Linked DNA regions of Homo sapiens: all the other regions are linked to region 3. Evidence: chromatin loops called from intact Hi-C (ENCODE). Cell type or tissue: PC-3. All regions are shown on one strand.

The links. A loop is a pair of places that touch in the nucleus more often than their neighbours do. Peaks named below come from ENCODE experiments on the same cell type or tissue, not always from the same donor. Only the 100,000 strongest peaks of a DNase experiment are listed, where the experiment ranks them.
Region 1: it touches region 3 in a loop (2.6-fold over the local background); 5 of 110 quality-filtered maps call a loop at or near these places.
Region 2: it touches region 3 in a loop (5-fold over the local background); 2 of 110 quality-filtered maps call a loop at or near these places.

What each region holds. Positions count from the first base shown.
Region 1 is chr2:123,510,898-123,515,897 of GRCh38, forward strand. No RefSeq gene overlaps it. Among named protein-coding and RNA genes, the nearest start is that of LINC01826, 440 kb to the left of the region's middle. In PC-3, no CTCF peak of the experiment used is centred here; a DNase peak (open chromatin) is centred at 2,644.
Region 2 is chr2:122,958,209-122,963,208 of GRCh38, forward strand. No RefSeq gene overlaps it. Among named protein-coding and RNA genes, the nearest start is that of LINC01826, 110 kb to the right of the region's middle. In PC-3, a CTCF peak has its summit at 3,017; a DNase peak (open chromatin) is centred at 3,033; H3K4me3 peaks cover 1,268 bases; H3K27ac peaks cover 1,739 bases.
Region 3 is chr2:123,991,597-123,996,596 of GRCh38, forward strand. No RefSeq gene overlaps it. Among named protein-coding and RNA genes, the nearest start is that of CNTNAP5-DT, 31 kb to the right of the region's middle. In PC-3, a CTCF peak has its summit at 2,346 (motif pointing left); a DNase peak (open chromatin) is centred at 2,315.

The DNA of each region.
Region 1 (5,000 bases), 480 kb before region 3:
ATTCAAACATTTAAAAAATATATACCAATTTTCTAGCAAGTTTAATCATAACAGCCTCCAGCTGGAAAATAAAGTCCTTCAACTTGTGAATGGATAAACAAATTGTGTTACAGCCATACAATTGAATACTTGATAGCAATTTGAAAAAGTCTACCATATTAATCAAAAACATTAATATCAAAAATATTGTATTAGGTTAAAGGAGCCTGCCCAACACAATAGAATACATAGGATATAATATCATTCATATTGAATACAGTAAGTCCTCAATGTCATTGATAAGTTCTTGAAAAATGAGACTTTAAGCGAAACGATGTATAATGAAACCAATTTTTCCATAGACTAATTGGTATAAATAAGAGCTAAGATTCTACGACATATTTCATGATGATTCTGGTGTAAACTGAGTTTGAAAACCGGTGTTCAGTGGGAAAGAGTATGATCAGAAAAAAACATTTTCATGGCTGCAAGATCCAGCACCTTCCTTCTTGGCTCTTCATCTATGTTCCATCCTAGAAGATTAGGATCTGATTATTTTATGTAGGTCTGAGTTGGCCCTTAGGTATTTACACTATAATAAATTCCATCGGATGCTGCTGCAGCTGGACTAGACACCACAGAAAACCGAGGATTATATAATTAAGGACAAAAAGCGTCTTTATATGAGGAAAGGGAAGCTTTCTAGAGAAGGTGATACCAATGTGAGCCTAAAAGGGATAGGTTTTGGCCACAAATGTAAGAAGTAATTTCTATTTTTAAGAAATAATATGTGCACATGTACCCTAAAACTTAAAGTATTAAAAACAAAAAGAAATAGTATGCAGAGTTGACTTTTAAATAATGCAGAAGTTGGGGAACCGTCACCCCACCAATGCAGTCAAAAATCCACTTATAAATTTTGACATCTCAAAAACTGAACTACTAATAGCCTACTGTTGATCAGAAGCCTACTGACAACATAAACAGTCAATTAATTCATATTTTGTATGTTACATGTATTACATTCTTACGCTAGCATAAGCTAGAGAGAAGAAAATGTTATTAAGGAAATTATAAGGAAGAGAAAATATATTTACTATTCATTAAGTGGAAGTGGTCATAAAGGTCCTCATCTTTACCATCTCCATGGTGAGTAGTTGGAGGAGGAGGAGGAAGAGGAGGGTTTGGTCTCACTGTCTCAGGGGTGGCAGAGATGGAAGAAAAGCCACCTATAGGTGGATCTCTGCAATTCAAACATGTGCTTGTAGAGAGTCAACTGGAATAAGAGGACTACCAGCCAGTCAAAAGCTACATGCTTAGAGTTGAGATGATGTGAATTAATTAGGTTGGTGGGAAAATCAATAAGAATAGTAAAGAGATATGTTATTCTATCATTAAAATGCCATTGGGCAATAGTAGAAAATAAAGGCTGCATGGCCGGGCACAGTGACTCATGCCTGTAATCCCAACACTTTGGGAGGCCGAGGTGGGTGGATCACCTGAGGTTGGGAGTGCAAGACCAGCCTGACCAACCTGGAGAAACCCCATCTCTACTAAAAATGATTAATTAGCCAGGCATGGTTGTGCATGCCTGTAATCCCAGCTACTCGGGAGGCTGAGACAGGAGAATCATTTGAACCCGGGAGACCGAGGTTGCAGTGAGCCAAGATCGCGCCATTGCACTCCAGCCTGGGCAACAAGAGCAAAACTTCATCTAAAAAAAAAAAAAAAAAAAAGAAAAGAATGGCTGCAGAGAACAACGGGAGCTTATCCACTGATTGACCACAGTACATGCTGGTGGCCGATGGCCTGCCTTCCAGCTACTTGCTTCACCAATTGACTCTCAAGTCCTTTGGAACTGGATTTCTGCTTTGTGGCCACGTGAATTGATCTTAATCTGCTGCTTGCTAATCTCTAAACCTGTCACGCTGGTCTCTTCATATCTTTCGTGTGTATCTCATTCTGTTCTCCTCATCTAATTTCCTTTTGCCAGTAAAGAAATTTGTTTAGTGTAATACACACTTCACTGTCATTTTACATATCTTAGCCAGTTTTTTAACCTGACAACTGCTACTGAGATATGTATTGTTCCACTTTCCAGTGGAATTAGGGCTCAGATGGCTTAAGTGTCCTATCCAAGGTCATATGGGTTGTTAGAGACAGAGTGATCCTGCAGAAATCTTCTTCATATTCTTAGATTATTACTAATTTTGATTCACTCTGGCTTCAGGATTGCTTTCTGGGAAGTCAGTGGAAATAAGAAGAAATCATTCTTAGACTCTTTCCAAAGCATAACTCTTAATGTTTGTTGCTGCCTTTTAATTTTCCCCTGCTGCCTCCTATTACTCTTCTCAGTAACTGCATTATTTAACTCTATTAAATATTTAGGAGTGCAGTATGAGAGATGTCATACAAAATAAAGTTTTATTATCCACAGGATACAGGTACACACATAAATTATGTGCACAGACAGATGCACAATCCAGAGAAAGATTATGCCCCTGGGGGAATGACAATTGTTGTATCATCTGCCTGAGCTCATATTCTTTAACTTCTTTCCTCTCAGGCTTGGGTCGTGGCATGGCTATTTATGCCTTTCTGATCTTGAAGTGGAATGACCTCACTGCTGTGTTCTGCTAGGAGACAATGTCAGGGCTGATCAGAGAGCTGATTCACTGTGCCCCATGTAACAGAATTCATCCCTCAAAAGGAGTAAAGGTCAGGAATCTCTTAGATAGTTCCAGTTCTGTGGTTACAGACTGCATCCATTTCCAGAATGCTTAGCCTCTAACTCATAGGCAAGGTGACATGATGGCTAAATGGCAAACTTAGAACTAGAATCCTGTATTTGCTAATGTTGAAAATTCTTTGCATTTACTTTTGGGTTCCAGAAGTTAGTTTTGCCCTCCTATATTGAATGTGGTGATTGTTGACCAGTGGTGACAAAGTGACTGTGGGCAGAAAGAATAAATCATGCTGACTTTCTGAACATAACTTCTAGAGCAGCAACATCTGCATATCCATACTGCCTCTTCCTCTGATGGTCTTTCCACCTGCATGCCTTTATGTACACAAGCATTGAGCCCTGGCAAATAGTTACTACACAATAAACATTTGCTTATCCATTCCTTTTTTTAACAAATATTTATTTGTAAAGATTTTATGCTAAATATTGTTTTAGCCACTGAGGATAAAACCCTAAGTGATAGAAACAGATTGTACTCTCTAGATCCTAGCTGGGGAGACAGCTACAATTAAATAAATACATAAATGAATGAGAGTTGCTTAGTGCAGTGGAAGTGTATAAAGGGAGTTTTGGAATACATTATTTATTGAATGTTTAATAAGTAAATATGTGTCATAAGTGAATGTATGTCTGAATTACATAAAAAAGATTACCCTTTAGCTCCTGATGGACAATAAAAATAATAATAAGTGGAGGTTGTAAAACCAATATGGGGTTAAATAAAAAAATATGGTGGTGATGGCACTGTGGTAGGGAGAATAATGACCCCCAAAGATGTCCAGGTTCTAATCCCTGGCATTTGTGAATATGTTACCTTATGTGGCAAAAGGGACTTTACAGATGTGAGTAAGGCGAAGGGCCTGGAGATGAGGAGGTTATCCTGGGCTATCTGGGTAGGCCCAATCTAATCACAAGAATCCTTAAGAGTCGAGAACCTTTCCTGATTGATCAGAGATAGATGTGCCAACAGAGCAGGTTCATGGAGATAGCATTGAATGAAATCAAAATATTTTAATTTTGATTAGAATATCAAAAATTATAAAATAAAGAAGTATACCCCAAATATACTTCTTTGACATATTTTGTGAGGACTATTCAGAAGGCCTGCAGACAGAAGTAGCCCTGCTGAGCTGTCTTTTGTGGGGGAGATTTGCATCTGTAGAGAATCTGCATTGATGCAGACGTGCTTTCTCTGAGGCCTTCCCTTGTCCAGAACTAGGGAAGATTAACTGAGAGTCTAACACCTCTAAAGGTCTGAAAGAAACATTTTCCAATCCTTCTCTCTGAGAGCTGCTACCTGTCAGGGTTCATTTACATATCAAGACCACCTTTGCTAGCCAGTCCTCCTCTTCTCCCGCTCCCATAACCGTTTTTGCCAGGATCCAAGTTCCCATTCTTTCTGTCACCGCAAGATGGCATATAAGCTTCTGAACTCCACTGGGGCATTGGGCTAATAACTGTGGCTCTCCCCGATGTGCACGTTTAATAATTTGGTATGCCATTTCCCTTATTAATCTGCCGCTGTCAGTTGATTTTTCGGTGAACCTCGAGAGGGCAAGGAGGAAGATTTTCCTTGGATTCTACAGCAGCATAACAGATTTTGAAGGTGGTGGAACAGCACCCCAAATCATGGTCTGCAAGCAGCCTCTAGAACAAAGTGTAGGTGAGGGAGCAAGATTTTCTCCATAATCTCGAGAAGCAACACAGTCCTGGCAGACACTTTCGTCTTAGCCTAGTAAAGCTGATGTTGACATTCTGACATGTAAAATTGGTGTTGATTCAAGCCACTGAATTAGCATTGATTTGTCAAAATAGCAACAGGAAACTAATGCAGTCACCATGGACTGATATGATGTCAACAGAATCAGAACATCATTATCTTCACTTACTCTCATTTGTCCTGATTTTTCTTTCATAATAGCATTATATTTTTTTTTCCCGGAGCCTTTAATTTTGCAGACTCTCAATCTTTTTGAAAACTTTTGAGGTAATCATATCACAATGATGTGTTGAAACTTCATGTTCTGTTTCTCTTTGGAAACAAAAGTTTTTGGTGAATGCAGGATTGCTGCTATGAGATCTCTCAATGAGCCCCTGGCAACACTTTTATTTGAGAGACTAAAGTGTTTGAAAAGAACTCTTTTTATCCCTGTTTGACTGTTGAAAGTAATTGTCTCTGGTAAAAATGAAAACAAAAACAAAAACTTTTTTCTCTTAGTGCTATATAAAAAATAGAAAAAAATCTACTTTTTAATTTTAATATACTAGAGAAGTT
Region 2 (5,000 bases), 1.0 Mb before region 3:
TGTATAAAACTTCTATTTGAAGCTGAATGTATGCTGTTTTATGCAGTGCTGGAGATGGCCTGATGAGCCAGGTAGACACCCCCTGTCCAAGCTGCTTCATCCTATCCTGCCAACTGAGCTGACTGAAGAATTTAGGAAATTAAAAATAGAAAATCTAGAAAAATAAAAAACACACTCCTAAGACCCATGAGAATACTTTTTCTAACTTATGTGAAAATCAGAAATAATTTCTTTAGAATTGCAATAGTATCCACATATTTTGTTGTCAGAAATTTCTATTAATTGGGCATGAGAGATCCTATATTACTTTTCATTGAACAGATGATAGAATAACTTAAGGAGTAAATTGAATTAAAAAAGGCCAATTTTGGCACATTTCTAAGAAAGGAGTTTTCCTTTTTTCTGCATAATCTAGTTTTAATTCCTATTCATATATGTTATTATATAAACACGGTGTATACGGCGTTTAGGACCAATTTAATTTTCACTGATTATTGTGTTTTAGATATTTTGCATACACTCCTGTCATCAAGACAAATATTTATTTATTTTGATCCTGTCTTATTTAAAATATCTCTTGTGACAGCATCCAAGACTCATTACAAGGTAATGAATTTATAGGTGGTGTAGAAGGAGAGCAATTGAGTCAAGTGTTCTGAGTTTATATCCCAGGTCCCCTGGCTAATAAATGTATAACATTGGAAAAGCTACTTAACACCCAATACCTCAAATTTCTTTTCTGTAAAATAGGAATACTGTACCTGCCTCATAGAATTTCTATGAGCATTCAATAAGGAGTATATTGAAAGTCCTAGGTGACTACCTGGTACAAAGTAAGCGTTCAGTAAACAGTATTGTTAATAAGGAAATAATTCACAACAATAATTACACATAATGATAGAGTAATAAGATGAAACATTGTACAAAATATTGCACTTCAGAAAATTTTATACTGTTACTAAAATAGCAGCAGAGTATGTGGTCTTCAAAGTATTCAAACATTTTATATATCGACATATCATCATTTATTAAACCATTGTAATTTTTAATATTGTTTTCTGTTTTCAGTTATTATATATACTCTTGTAATAAATTGTTCCAAAGAACTGTCTTTATACATGTATTTCTTGGGAATAAACTTCCAAGTGGAACTACAGAGTCAAAAGGTGTCAATATAACAGATACTGGAAATGTATTTTCATAATAAGGTAAAAGCTGACTTGGTTAATTTAATTCAATATTATCAAACACTAGCTTTTACAAAACACAGCCTTCAAATTCATCACATGAAGCAGAAAACGTAAATCATAGGGGGAAATAACATGGCTATGATGATATTTAAAATGCATGATACTTACTACACTAATTGATACAGCAATTGTGCTCCTAGGTATTTATCCAAAGGAATCAAAGACTTATGTCCACACAAAAACCTGCACAGAGATATGTATTGCAGCTTTATTCATAATGGCCCAAATGGGAAAGCAACCAAAATTTCCTTCAGTAGGTGAATAGATAAATACACTGTATATATCTAGGCAATGAAATACTATTCAGCGCTTAAGAAATGAGCTTGCAAGCCATGAAAAGACATGGATGAAACTTAAATGTATTTTACTGAGTGAAAAGCCTACATGGAAAGGGTACATATGATACGATTCCAACTGTGTAAAAAGGCAAATTACAGAAATGACAAAAGGATCAGTGGTTGCCAGAGGTCGGGGGAATGAGAGATGAACGAGAGGAGCGTAGAGGATTTTAGGGTTGTGAAACTACTCTGTATAATATTGCACTGTACATAGATGTCACTAGACATTTGTCAAAACCCATAAAATGTGCAAGCCAAGAGCAAACTCTAATGTAAACTACAGACTTTAGGTGATAACGGAGTGTCAATATAGGTTCATTTACTGTAATAAATAAACACTCCAGTGCAGAATATTTATAGTTAGCGAGGCTGTGCGAATATGAGGGTAGGTAGGTGGTGTATAAAAAATCTCTAGATTTTCCTTTAGATATCGCTGTGAATCTAAAACTACTCTTTAAAAGACATATTTAAAAAGAATTCCTGATGAAGGAATGCAAATGTTTCATAGTTTTTCTCCTATATAACCAATATGAGTGGTGAGGGCTGATCCTTCAGACTTCATGATTTAAAATAATTTATGAATCTTCTTTCAAATTTGCTAATGTTAAGCAAAAGAGACTATGTGCATCAAATCTCAGACTTGTCAGCTAGGATCACACAATAATACATAATACATTTGTATTTCAAAATATAAACATATATATGCATTTGTATATACGTATGCATACATATATGTATCACATTTAAGAAATTTATATATGTGTATATATTTTTAAAAATGTATTGGTTGATCTAAATGGAGAAAGGACAGTACAGATTTAATTAGAGATGTATTAGCTATAAGATAAGTATAAAACACTATGCTAGGCATTGGAATAGAATAAGTTATGGACTCACTTTCAGGAAGCTCAAAATTTGGTTAAATAAGAAAATATAATGTGGAAGGTTTGTAGTCAACAGCAGGAATAGACTTCAGAGGTAATAGGGAAAGGTAAAGTATCCCACACTATCCAGAGCCGTTATTTCAGAAAATTTCATGGCGATGGTATTTACATGATTAAAAGCATGCATTTTAGCAATTCTTTCCTCTGTGCAGGAACTCACCTCTCCTACAGGGTGATACAATATCATTTCTATCTTGCTTTCCACACCACTTGCCATTCCATTACCATATTACTTAGAGTGTATCAGTTGCTTTGTTCATATTGCATGTGCCTCATTTGTAAATGACATTGTCAAGGCTATTATTGCAGCTGTTTGCAGAATGTCGGAAAGCTGTCAAACTCAGCACAGTCAAGCTGTTTGCAGCAAACAGCAAATGAAACGTACTCATAAATGATTAAAGGCACTTCATAAGTGATCCTTACCAAGGAAATGGAAATGTTGTCAGACTGAGTCATCATCTCTCTTGTGCACCTGGGATCAAGCCAAAGACAGTTGCTACTAATAACCAGCTAGGGGAATGCTTGCCTCACAAAAGGAAAGAAAACTTATATGGAAAGAGCCTTTCAATTTAAAAGCAGTGTCGTCACATTAAGTGGTGGGGTTACTCCCTTGTTTTAAAATTCATTACAGAATCTCTATTTTAGTCATTTTGGTGAAATCATACAGAAAACATTAGTCATCTGAAAATCAAAATAAAACAAGAAAACAAACAAAATGAAACACACATTCACACAACCAGCAAGTATTCTGAAGGAACTGACTCACATGGATGTATCCTTTGATCCACTTGAATATATCTTTTCTTTATTGACAAAATAGCCAACTTTAGTAAGAAAAATGTTAGTTATGTTTAGTGAGCTTTGTTCTTAATATGTTCATTGATAGTAGAAGGTCAGCATTCCAAGAATTAATAAAATCCACTTTTTTAGTTTCGCCATTTTAAGAAATCAAGAGTCTTAAAAAAAGTTAGTTGCTCAAGATCATATCAAGATTAATAAAATCCACAGGGCAGCTGATAGTAAACTAATCGCACCTAAACAAGATTTTCATGTAAACTTCACTATGCACAGACAAAACAAGAAAGGAAACTTTTAGAAGATGTGTTTACACATGGCTCAAGGAGACAGGACCAAATCACATGTGATTTTTTTTATTAGCTTTATTTGGGTCTAATTTACATGCAATAAAATTTATTAATTTTAAGTGAACATTTTAGTGGGTTTAGACAAATGAATATCTCCACAAACATGCCATAGAATATTTCCATAAGCCTGAAAATTCTCTACTTCCATTTGCATAAACTCCCTTCCCCCTACACTCTGATTTTTGAAAAACACATCAATTTTTGTATACATAAATTTACCTTTTCCTAGAATCTCACGTAAAGGGATGGGATTTTGGTCTGGTTTCTCTCACTTAGCATAATACTTACGCGATTCATTTATGTTGTTGCATGTATCAATAGCTCTTTGTTTTTGTTAATATATTTTCAACATTAATGTTCATTCTCCTTTTCCTTTACAGAGTTCCTCAAAGACTGTAGAAATTAGATGATCTGAGGGTGTCACAGTGGAATCATGAATAGTTTTTGAAGAAGTACCAGGCCAAGAACTTGGTGTGCTCTATACATTGTCTCATGAAATTTTCTGTTTTTGAGACAGAGTCTCACTCTGTCACCCAGACTGGACAGTGGCGTGATCTGGACTCACTGCAACCTCTGCCTCCAGGGTTCAGAGGGTTCAAGCAATTCTCCTGCCTCAGCCTCTGGAGTAGCTGGGATTACATGCACATGCTGCCAGGCTCTGCTCTTTTTTTTTTTAGTAAAGAGGGGGTTTCACCATGTTGGCTAGTCTGGTCTCGAACTCCTGACCTCAAGTGATTCACCCAGCTTGGCCTCCCAAAGTGCTGGGATTACAGGGGTGAGCCACTGGTCCTGGCCTGAAATTTTCTTAATAATCATCCAAGAAGGAGTTTATTAATGAACACCAAAGCTATCAGATATTAAGGTACATGTTAAACATCTCCTTATTATATCAGCTTACTTTCTTATGGGAAGTAATTAAACATAACTGTATTCACCTATGAATTTATAATGTATACCATTTACTGAAGATTTACTTTAAGATAGGCATTGTACTAAACCAAAAGTTTACCTCTCTTATTTGGGACATAAGTCCAAAGTCACATGGCTCCGAAGTACTCCCATCATGTGTGTGTGTGTGTGCGTTTGTGTGTATGTGCATATGTGTGTTTACTTACCTCTTGAAACTATCAAATATCTCAAATTCTTCTTCCTGGAGATAACATGTTACATTTGTAATATTTCTTAAGAGATTAGTATTACTCTCTCTTCGAGTTGTAACATTAGGATGCTTACACTTTCAAAGTCGTGTAGATAAAATGATGGCTTTCATGGAAACGGAATCTAACTCAGTTTTTACAAAGGGAAGTAAGGAATCACAGGTTG
Region 3 (5,000 bases):
GAGAAGGGAGATATTGCCACAAATCACTTAGCACAGAATCTGGCTCTTAATCAGTGCTCATTGAAGAAGAATTAAAATTAGTAGTTCTCCAATAATCTTCACTATACAGGTAAGTAATCCATACCATTTTACTACAACACATGGACACAGAGAGGGGGACAACACACACCAGGGCCTGTTTGGGGGTGAAGGGTGAGGGGAGTTAACTTAGAGGACAGATCAATAGGTGCAGCAAACCACCATGGCACACATGTACCTATGTAACAAACCTGCACATTCTACACATGTATCCTGTTTATTTTTTTTTCCTCTAAAAAAAAGAAAATGTCTTGGGAGGTGTGATGTCATACCTTCTTTATATTTGCAAAAATAAAGCTCTCGCATTTTCTTTCCCTTTAAATATTTTGCTCTAAAGTCACAAGAGTCAAATGTGAAATGAGAACATACTATTCCCTCAGGTTTACTCCCATATTGGTTGGGAGGAAAAAGCACACTCGAAGCGAGGCCAGATGTCAGGTGTCAGGGACCACAGGTATTGGAGGTGGGATTTGAATACAGGCTTGGCCAAATCCAGCATATGAGTTTCTGTCCGCCACACAAACGCATTTATGGATGATCTCAAACAGCTTCACTTGCAGTTGATTTTTATTTGAGATTTTTAAAAAATACTTTGAAAAGAATAGTTTATCACACAATAAAAGAGATTGGAAAAGATAAATGTGAACTTCCAAGGAGAGTCCAGAACAACAATTTTTTATAAGAACTTTAGAATCCATAGCTTTCCAGCTTAAACCTCCCCTATCTCCTCAACACTTCCTAAAGAAAAAATAAAATAAATATATTAAGAAACAACTACAGGAGGAGTTGCAGGTGACTTGAAGCAATGGAGACATGGAGAGGGGCTCAGTCAAAAGGAGGCTACCAGGGTCTGTTTAAGAAAATGGAGAGACAGGCAAATGACAGAGATAATATGGGTTTTGTTTCAGAGCACCACGATAAAGAAAGTTATGTAATTTTTTTTGTTTTCCCAATCCAAATTTACACCATAATGTGTAATGTTTAGACTATAGTGTATTCCATTAAGTGTGGAGCAGCATTATGTCTAAAAGACAGTTTATATACCTTAAAAGTATTACTAAAAAATGCAGTTGAAAATTGTGCTGCCACAAACAAGCAAATACTGACAGATTTTGTCACCACCAGGCCTTCCCTGCAAGAGCTCCTGAAAGAAGTACTAAATATGGAAAGGAAAAACCAGTACCAGCAACTGCAAAAACACACCAAAATATAAAGACCAATGACACTATGAAGAAACTGCATCAACTAGTGTGCAAAATAACCAAATAGCATCATGATGACAGAATCAAATTCATACATAACAATACTAACCTTAAATGTAAATGGGCTAAATGCCCCAATTAAAAGACACAGACTGGCAAATTGGATAAGGAGTCAAGACCCATAGTGTGCTGTAATCAGCAGTCCCATCTTATGTGTAAAGACACACACAGACTCAAAATAAAGGGATGGAGGAAAATTTACGAAGCAAATGGAAAGCAAAAAATAAAAATAAAAAATAATAATAAAAAAAACCCCAGGGGTTGCAAACCTAGCCTCTGACAAAACAGACATTAAACCAACAAAAATCAAAAAAGACAAAGAAGGGCATTCCATAAAGGTAAAGGGAATGATTCAACCAGAAGAGTTAACTATTCTAAGTAGACATGCACCCAATAGAGGAGTATGCAGATTCATAAAACAAGTTCTTAGAGACCTCTAAAGAGACTTAGACTCCCACACAGTAATAGTGGGAGAGTTTATCACCCCACTGTCAGTATTAGACTGATCTATGAGACAGAAAGTTAACAAGGATATTCAGGACTTGAACTCAGCTCTGGATCAAGTGGACCTAGTAGACATCTACAGAACTCTCTACCCCAAATCAACATAATATACATTCTTCTCAAGTCCACATGGCACTTATTCTAAAATCGACCACATAATTGGAAGTAAAATACTCCTCAGCAAATGCAAAAGAACTGAAATCAAAGCAAACCATCTCTCAGACCACAGTACAATCAAATTGAAACTTAGGATTAAGAAACTCACACAAAACCACACAACTTCATGGAAATTGAACAATCTGCTCCTGAATGACTCCTGGGTAAATAATAAAATTGAGGCAGAAACCAAGAAGTTCTTTGAAACTAATGAGAACAACGAGGCAACGTACGAGAATTTCTAAGACCTTTTCACTGAGGAGACAGTAGCCTGAATAGGCAGCTGACCCAGTTGGACCAGGATCCACGGCTGTTTGCCACCTCGTGGACATTGGTGATAATTACAAGTCACTTCCAATGACTTAGAGATGCTCCTTTTGATAGCATCTCTAACCAATAACTTTAGCTCCTTGATTGTGTTTTCTGCCTGTGAGTAGAGTTCTAAGGATAAGAGGAGAGACTGGCAGCTGTAAGTGCACTACAGTATCCTTTCTTTGGAAGAAAAAAAAAATCTATAATCAGTTACCAATTACTTACCTAGCAGTTACAATGTGTGAGGTGTTCTCGAAGAGTATTTAGGTATTTAGGAGTACTACCCAATGGATCACTATCACTAAAACCTGCATTTGTCATGCCTTTAAATGAAAACGTTGCCTGTGAATTTTTATTTCAGAAACTGTTTCATATTCTCCAGTGAAGCCACGGCCTTCAGGGTCTAGATAAAGGCATGGCTTGTTTTATTGCACTTCACTTTATTGTACCTCAAAGATATTGCTTTTTTTTTTTTTTTCACAAAGTGAAGGTTTGTGACAACCATCTAAATTTAGCAATTCTGTTGGTGCCATTTTTTTCCAACGGCTTGTACTCATTTGGTGTCTGTCACATTTGGATAATTCTGGCAATATTTCAAACTTTTTCACTATTATTTTATCTGTTATGGTGATCTATAATCAGTAATCTTTGAAATTATTATTGTAATCATTTTGGGACACCGTGAACCACATGCCAATAAGATGGTGAGCTTAATTGATAAATGTTGCATGTGTCCTTATCGTTCTACTAACCAGCCATCTTCTCATCTCTCTCCCTCTCCTCAGTCCTCCCTGTAACCTGAGACACAACAATAGGGAAATTAGACCAATTAATTACCCTACAATGGCCTATAGTGTTCAAGTGAAAGGAAGAGTGGCACATTACTCACTTTAAATCAAAAGCTAGAAATGATTAAGCTTAGTGAGGAAGACATGTCAAAAGCTGAGATAAACGGAAAGTTAGGTCTCTTGTGCCAAACACCTAAGTGGTGAATGCAGAGAAAAAGTTATTGGACAAAATTAAAATTGCCACTTCCATAAACGTACAAACGATAAGAAAGCCAAATAGCCATATTGCTGAAACAGAGATAGATTTAGTGGTCTGGATAGAAGATCAAACTACCTGTATTTTCTCAAGTCAAAGCCTAATCCAGAGCAAAGCCCTAGTTCTCTTCAATTCTTTGAACACTAAGAGAGGCGAGGAAGCTGCAGAAGAAAAGTTTAAACTGGCAGAGGTTGGTTCATGAGATATAAGGAAATAAATTGGCTTCATAACATAAACGTGCAAGAGGAAGCAGAAAGTGCTGATGGAAAATCTGCAGCAAGTTACCATGTGATTAGCTAAGATAATTAACAAAGGTGGCTGCACTAAACAACAGATTGTCCATGTAGATAGAACAGCCTTTTATTGGAAGAAGATGCCATCTAAGACTTTCATAGCTAGAAAGGATAAGTAAATTCCTGGATTCAAAGCTTCAAAGGACAAGTTGACTCTCTTGTTCATGGTTAATGCAGCTGGTGAAGCAAATGATCATTTAACATTCCAAAATTCTAGGGCCCTTAAGAATTATGCTACATTTCTTCTGCTTATGCTCTATATATGGAATGGCAAAGCCTTTGGCAACTACAGCCCTTATCAGTCAGCAGCCATCAAAATTGAGTTAAGGCTCTGCCAGCCAAAGGGTTAGGACTCCACGAAGACTCAGATGATCATTAACATATTTTAGTAATACTTTTATTTATTTATTTATTTATTTTTCATATATCTCTTTCCTCTGTACCTTTCTTCATGCCTTTCCCTCTGGCCACCATGGCCTTTTCCAACCCCACTCTCTCTCAATGCCTAACCATCCTTTAAAACTTATCTCAGACATCAATTCCTCTGCACTCCATGATGCACTGTTGCGCTTACCAAATTGTAATCTTCTGATATATGATTGTTCTATTTACTAGATGATTAACTCCTTGAGGGCGAGGGCCGTGCATTACTCATCTCTGTATCTCCAGTTCCTAGAGCATTTCTTTTTTTTTGTTGTTTGTTTGTATTGGTGCATAATAATTGTACATTTTTATGTGGTGCATGTGATATTTTGATACATGCATACAATGCGTAATGATCAAATCAGGATAATCGAGATGTCTGTCACCACAAACATTTATCAGCTCTTTGTGTTAAGAAGATTTCAAATCATTATGAGATTCATGGGGAAGGGCAAACTGACCAAATATTTGATGATAGTGAGGAATTATCATTTTATTTATTTATTTTCTTTTTTCAAACTTTATATTTTATTTCAAGAGGTTTTAGGCAGCAGGTGGTGTTTGGTTACATGAATAAGTCTTTTGGTGGTGATTTCTGAGATTTTGGTGCACCCACCAACCAAGCAGTGTACACTGTACCAAATGTGTAGTCTTTTATCCCTCACCCCCTTCCTGCTTTTTCTCAAGTCCCCAAAGTCCAATGTATCATTCTTATGCCTTTGCATCCTCATAGTTTAATTCCCACTTATAAGTAAGAACATGTGATGTTTGGTTTTTCATTCCTCAGTTACTTCACTTAGAATAATAGTCTCCAATTCCATCCAGCTTGCTGTAAATGCCATTATTTCACTCCTTTTTATGGCTGAGTAGTATTCCATGGTGTGTATATATACATATACATACATACCACATTTTCTTTATCCACTCG